Regions from separate parts of the Homo sapiens genome. Here region 2 is linked to region 1. The links are chromatin contacts, found by Hi-C in ENCODE. All regions are on one chromosome and are shown on one strand. The core of a region is the stretch at or near the end of the contact, and the rest is flanking DNA. Distances in the headings are between cores, read along the strand shown.

Region 1 (3,697 bases), core at 885-3,384:
ATTTTAGGAAAGGCTCCTTCAGTGTGTCTGGTATGTGGCCTGGAGTCACTGGCAGTGATGTAATGAATGCAAAACAATGAACACGATGCTTAAATACATTACCCAGTACCACTATTGGTATCATTCCATTGTTATTTGGCCACTTCTTATAAGCACAGCCCAGGGGCTTCCAGCCAATCAAGAATCTCCAATGAGAACAACTTTAAACTAAAGCCCCCATGGTAAACCTAAGATATAAATTGGACAAAAACTATTTTTTTCCAAAGAAAAGTTTGTTTGTTTTTTTTTTTCTTTTGGGCTGAAAGTAGAATCTAATCTAATTGGGCATCAGGCATAGAACCAACATGAAATTCATAACCTCCAAGTCTTCAGGCTTAAAAGTGTACTTGCTGATTGGAGCAATAGGAAGAGACCATTTGGCAGTGATCGTGTGCAGTGTGACTGTGTGATAGAAACTGTGCACTTGTGATGCATCCCAACTGCATAGTGGGCGGCACCCTGCAATCCTCGGACCCCGTCCTACTGCCCTTGGTAGGGTGTGGGAAGTTACCCAGACAGAAACAGGAAAAGTATAGGAAGTTCCTTCCCAGGAACATAGGCATTGGAGGACATAATTTCCCTCTTAGATCCCTGGATTGTGGTTCAGAAATGTCCACAAGCAAAGGCTTAGAAATAATTTGTGGAAGTGTGTTTCAGAGCTGACCCAGAAATAATCTGGTTTGACAGAGGCATGAGGGGCACACCTTTGAGAGTATACTTCTTACCTTATTTCCCTGAGAATGGCAGAGAATTGTGTCAAGCATTCATCCCAGAGAAGCCTCTCATAGGAGGAATGGCAGCCTCTCCCCTTAATCTGAGTACAGTGATGGGAAAGCAATGGCTAGTGTTCATTGAGTACTAGATTGTATGGCAGGTACTATATTAAAGGCTCTGCTTTCCATTGTATTTCAATCTATCTACAAATTCTGCAACATATATATGTATGTATTCTAATATCTATAATATATTATAACCTTTTAATGAATAATAAATTTATTCATAGGGTTAACTAATTTGGTGAATATTACCTAGGCTAGTAAACAGAGCCAGAATCTGAATTAAGAATAGTCAGATCCCAAAACTCATGCCCATTCAATGACAGCACGTTGACTCTAGTGTAGAATTTAGATGGGCTGATGCAGCTACAGAAGAAATAGAAAATGCAAACCTGCCTTGATGAAGGTTGATTGGTTAATTCTCTTCATCAACTCTAGCATACGAAAAAAAAAATTAAAAGCAGAAAAGTGCACGATCATGTATCTTCCCAGAGAACCTGCAGAACAATGTTAATTATATATAACGGTTTTGAATACAGGTCCCTGGATTTCAATGCCCACACCATGCCTTAGTTTTTTCAACCATAAAATGAATTTAATGTAACCACTCCCCTTTCAAGGCTGTAAAAATTACACATAGAGGTGACGCACTACAAAATCCAAAAGGCATCATTATATTGTGATCACTGTATATGGCACCCCTGAAGTGGTACACACAGAAGCCCTGTATATTAATATTTCCTACAGAGAATGTAGTAGCATAGCTGCTCACAGCAGGTGCTATGGTCTCTAGTGTGCTGCCTGGGACATGAAAAGCGCTCATTATGTATTTTTTGAATAAAAGAATGAATAAATAGGGTATGTTACTTATGCAATTAGTAGACAAGTTTTGATAAAGTGGAAGAAGGTATGTCAAAAACAAGAACAGTGAGAATTAGATTGTACTGAATCTTGGCTGCAAATTAAATATCTTAGGTTTTATTTTCTAATTAATGCGGAGCCAGCAAATATCTCTGAACAAGGGAGTGACATCCTCAAGGCAATTTTAAAGTTGATTAAGGGGCAGTAATTTATAGAATGGGGTGAAAAAGGAGACCAGTGATAACAGAGTATAAACATCCCAGACATGAGCTAGACGGCCTCTGACGGGATGGAAAGAAGGGATTAGTATGAAGACGGGACAATACGTGCGTAAGCAGGCCTCTCTGAGGCAACCAGGATAAATTATCTTCTAAATGCACATCAAGCACGCTGGGGTTTGGCCCCAGTTCTGCCCTTGATGCGTTTTGTGTTTTCAGTAAATGAGGGAAACAAGACCTCCTTAGGGACTCCACTCTCTTACAGCCAGAATGATGTCACTGGTTCTGCTGCTTGCTAAAATCACTCTGGCTGGAGCCTCCCATCTGTGCAATTCAGAACAAGCTTGGGTGGACATAGAATGTGTTGTGAACCCGCCTGCAGGCTGTTCCACACGCCTGTCTCTCTGTGGATCCTGCATGGGAAGCCAAATGGGAAGATTACTTCATTATCTTGTTTTCCAGGGAATCTTGTTTGTCTGCTCTCCCTTATTTATTTAAGGATGCTTAGGTGTGAGAGGGAGATAAACTGTGTTTTCACTGTAGCCAACAGTTTTAGCTCTGCGCTTTTGTCGCCATCAGGTCAGGGCGAGGTCGAGCAATCTGCCCATTCTGGTTTCATTCTCTTTCCCTCATTCCTCCTCCTAATGCAACTAGAGAGACCATAGCAAACACACATGCGCACACTTAACCACATGATCACTCACATTCACACTCAAAAGCTCACTCATATTCTCATTCAAACACTCATGCAATTCACACTCATACACACTTAGGCATGCATACACAAACACCTATGCACATGCATGTTTATACACTCACACACACACTTATACTCACATGCTCACTCATGCACACATACATTGACTCACTCCAACACACACACTCAAACACCTATTTCTTCATGCACACTCTGCCATAGTTCTTACTGCATGAAGAGAACAAGAGTCACACAAGTTCACCACTTTGCACTTCATAGAGAAGGTACATAGAGACATTGCAAAACCTGTCTCCATTTGCTATCCTGATAATTAAGGTTTTCATAATACCTAGGGCCTGTCTCTGAGTAATTTTAATTTTGCCAGATACACTGACATTTAAAATAGTGATCCATCTGAATTGTTTTCAACTGGATTTTGAGGAAGATAAGAGCTTTCAATGAGAAAGGTTTGTTGTGGTAGTTGTCTTATGTGCTGAATTTGCAGATGATCAGATGCTGTGCAGAATTCTGACTTATTTTTGTTTCCTAAAATTAAGATAGCTTGAATATTATTTCACATTCCTTTTTCTTTTTTAAATAAACAGGTTTGCTCTGGAAAGTCTTAGTGATGGAATGTTAGCATCTTCACTAGGGTAAAGAAGAACAAAAAGAATGTTGCTGGAACATAAAATAGTATTTAAAAGTTAATGAACACTTCTCTAGTTTTCTTAGTTATGGCCTTAATAATTAGTCTCTTGGCTTAAATGTCCACTGGTGTTACTGTGACCCAGTCAAACAACACTGCGGTTAAGTCTCTGGTATTTAGGCTGGCAATATATATATTAACCATATTTTAAAATTACCAATTTTGTTTTTACAGAAAAGATAAAACTCAAAAGAGAACAGTGTATTCCTTTTGAGGGGCTTTTATAAATTATTGACTATAATATATGATGGAGTTTTTCCTAATTTTTAATATTTCCTTGCAATTTTGGTGGCCATTAATTTAACTTTAGGCTTTTGGGCCTATGCTAGTCTGAGCTTCCAAAAAGATACATACATGTTTCACTTTTCATTAGCTGAATGAGGATATTTTAAGAAGTTGA
Region 2 (3,697 bases), core at 455-2,954, 44 kb after region 1:
GAAGAAAAGTTTGTACCAAGATGCAAGAATAGATTCTCAATAGGAAATCTATTAAAAGAACTCACCATATTGAAAGTTCAAGAAAAAGTCATAAATATCTCAACAGACATCAAGATGGCATTTAATGAGTTGATGGCCATGCACAATTTAAAATCAAATTAATCATTTTACTATGCAGCCATAAAAAATGATGAGTTCATGTCCTTTGCAGGGACATGGATGAAATTGGAAATCATCATTCTCAGCAAACTCTCGCAAGAACAAAAAACCAAACACCGCATATTCTCACTCATAGGTGGGAATTGAACAATGAGATCACATGGACACAGGAAGGGGAACATCACACTCTGGGGACTGTGGTGGGGTGGGGGGAGGGGGGAGGGATAGCATTGGAGATATACCTAATGCTAGATGACGAGTTAGTGGGTGCAGCGCACCAGCATGGCACATGTATACCTATGTAACTAACCTGCACATTGTGCACATGTACCCTAAAACTTAAACTATAATAATAATAAAAAAAGAAAAAAAAACAATAACAATCACTTTAAGCATAAAAAAATAAAGTTTTGTTTAAAATTAAAAAATTAATCATTTTATTTCAATAGATAGGTGAACACTTGCTCAACATGTTAAAAATATTATACATATTAAACCAAAGCCAGCCTTATGCTTAATTGTGAAATACCAGAAATATTTACATTAAAGGTACAAACTAGGTGAGGATTTCATCTAATACTACCGGTAAATGGTGGGGCTCCAATGTGAACACAGATCTGTTCTGTCTATTGTGGATAATGATTTCCAAGAAGAATCAAATCAATACATCAATCAATTCATCAATGATACTATTTTGTGAAAAGATAAATTAAAAACCAGTATTATATGTCTTTGTAACAAAACCCCAAAACCATGAAAACTTAGATTTGCATATTTATCTCATATTGATGTGTTTTTATATACACAGAAAAAAGTCTGAAAAATCACACACAAAGTTTTTACCATGATGAGAGAGAGGGGGAGCATTGCAAGGGAATATTAATTACTTTTTATTGTTTATAAAGTGTTTATATATTCTTTGAGGTCCCCCCACTTCCTGTCCCCAAGGGATGTGTATTACTTTCATAATCAGGAAAAATGACAAATTTCCAATATAGACAAAAAATTAAATGAGTCACATAGAAATATTAAGGCAATTATTACTTATGAAAATATTCCTATGGCACAAGTAGAAGCATGATTCCCCCACCAGTAAAGCCAAGAAAAATAATCTAAGGAGATGTTTTAATACTATTTAAAAATTCAAATAGTGGATACTTCTTTTGCAGACTCCTTTGAATAAAACAATACTTTCATCGAAATCTGTGTTCTCTTACGTTGATACGTTGATGAGTGTTTGAGAGATTATTTAAACGTTCTTTTCCCGGGAGAAAACCAAAGGCAAACTGTTGCCGTCCCGGCCCCCAGTCATCCCCTTCTGACCCCCTCCAGCCCAACTTCTGGTCTTCCTAACTCTTCCAGGAACACAGAAGCTGCTAGCTGGCAGGCCGAGGTTGAATTTGGCTCACAGTTGTATTTTGTTTGTCCTGCTGTAAATTACTGGTGTTAGTTGCCAATATTGGAGATTTGGGAAACTCCACAAGAAAATATCCAGTCTTCTTAAAAATCTGGAGACTCTGGTAGGGCTGACCCATAGTCTTGCCTGGGAATGGTCAGAGCCCCGGGCAAGTGCTGCTGGCTGCTTTACAGGAGGCCTCCAGCTCCTGGTGTCCTTGGTCCCCTGAAGGACTGCACCCTAGGGGAATGGATTTGTGCCTTACAAATCGTTACAAACCTTACAAACCTTTCAAAGCCTGCATCTAGCCCTCATCTGAAGTCATTAACCATTGACAAAGATGGATTGTGTCATCCTATTCGTGGAAATTTTTCATTTTATGAGAAAGCAAACCTATAAAAACATTTCTGCTCACATTTCAGGTACTAACCTGTCAAGAGATATACTGTTTTACCTGAAACAACACAAATCCCATAGTGGATGTGATCTTTTAAACAGTCACCTTTAGAAAATTCTGAGAAAGTAAAGCTTGCTTTTAAATCAAGTTGGGTTATAAGGCTTTTTCAATTAGAAAAACAGTCTAAGTAGTTTTTGGAGCCTTCTAGTCAACTCAGAACACCGTGCAATGCTGTCACCTTGTGGCTAAGTCCATGAAATAGCCCCAGCACCATTTCATGAAATCATGTTGCCATCTTGTGGGCTATTCTAAGACAGCATGACGTGTACTAAAGAGCTCAAAGGCCCGGAACTTAACTTGACTATGGAAATAGCCACCAAACGGTTCACAAGTGACACTAACAGTGGCTAATTATCTGTGGATAGCTGCAACATTACCAGTTCAATGTCTATGACGCCATAGAATCTTGGTGCTACAAACAAATGCAGATTTGTACCCAAGAGAGTTGAGAACCAGTTATCTTCGAGAATAAGAGAACGCAATCATGCATCTGAAATGGTTTGGATTAATGATTCTCGACTGTTTTTTGCTGGCTGCTTCAGAATCAACGGAGGTGCTTGTCAGAAACCCATGTCTTGGATTCCAGCTCAGAAACTCTGATTAAGTGTGTCTTGGGCTGATCTCCAATATCTGTATTTTTAAGAACCCATTTGGTGACTTGGTGAGCACTCTGATTCATGAACCTGGGTAACATGCCAGCTAGTGGCACTAGATTACATTCATCTGTGTGTTCAAAATTTGCTGAGTGTTTAGGTGCAGTGTGCTGAGTTAGTTTTGATTTCAAATTAAAGAGCCCTCATTGCTTCAAGATGTGCACTCTTAAATGAGGAGATACAAGCATGCAATTAAAGTAAGAAAGGCAATTTAGATTATGCGAGAGCGTCCAAAGGGTAGCAGAAGAGGGATCCCCACAAGTTTTCTCCAGTGAGAACACAGTGGCTTTCAAGGAACGTACTGTTGACCCTTGACAACACGGGTTTGAATTACATGGATCCACTTATCGGTGGATTTTTTTTTCACCTCTGCCACTCCTGAGACAATAAAACCAACCCCTCCTCTTCTTCCTTCTCCTCAGCCTACTCAATATGAAAATGAAGAGGATAATTTTTATAATGATCTACATCCACTTCCACTTAATGAACAGCAAATATATTTTCTCTTCCTTATGATTGTCTTAATAACATTTTTTTCTCTAACATACTTCATTGTAAGAATACAGTATGTAACACATACACAAAATATTTGTTAATCAACTGTATGTTATTGGTAAGGCTTTTGGTCAACAGTAGACTATTAGTATTTACATTTTTGAGGAATCAAAAATTATATGCAGATTTTCAACTGCAAGGGGTTTGGTGCCTCTAAACCCCTGCATCGTTCAAGAGTCAACTGTGTATAAAGAAAGATCCAGGTACTTGCAAGGCAGACATGTGGGAGTGGAAGGCAAATATCATTCTAAGTAAAGAAAATAAATGCAACATGGTACCAAGGCATGCAGGAGCATGCCATTTCTGAGAATCTATAAGGACTACTATGTTTTTGGCAAACAATAATGGAAACGACCCAAAGGAGCAAGGAACCACATCCATAGGCTTGTAGACCTTGCCAAAAAGTGGACATTTCATCATGTAAAGGAGCCACAGGGCATTTGCACAGAGAGAGACAATATCCAACTTGTGTTTACA

What was found. Hi-C counts contacts between places; a loop is a spot of excess contacts on that map. Pooled maps may share reads with other maps.
Region 2: a loop to region 1 is called in a pooled map, with 6 times the contacts of the local background. The contact joins two enhancer-like sites. A Hi-C loop is called at or near these places in 1 of 168 maps with a recorded cell type or tissue (Caco-2) and 1 of 50 pooled maps.

What each region holds. Positions count from the first base shown.
Region 1 is chr15:94,073,442-94,077,138 of GRCh38, forward strand. The region is part of intron 2 of LINC01581 (long intergenic non-protein coding RNA 1581); the gene reads right to left. All of the region lies in intron 1 of LOC105369203 (a long non-coding RNA gene), which reads right to left. Among named protein-coding and RNA genes, the nearest start is that of LINC01581, 33 kb to the right of the region's middle. Within about 2 kb of position 2,135, at least 6 of the 41 ENCODE cell types and tissues checked have a DNase peak (open chromatin) inside an H3K27ac peak, as active enhancers do.
Region 2 is chr15:94,117,872-94,121,568 of GRCh38, forward strand. No RefSeq gene overlaps it. Among named protein-coding and RNA genes, the nearest start is that of LINC01581, 12 kb to the left of the region's middle. Within about 2 kb of position 1,705, at least 12 of the 41 ENCODE cell types and tissues checked have a DNase peak (open chromatin) inside an H3K27ac peak, as active enhancers do.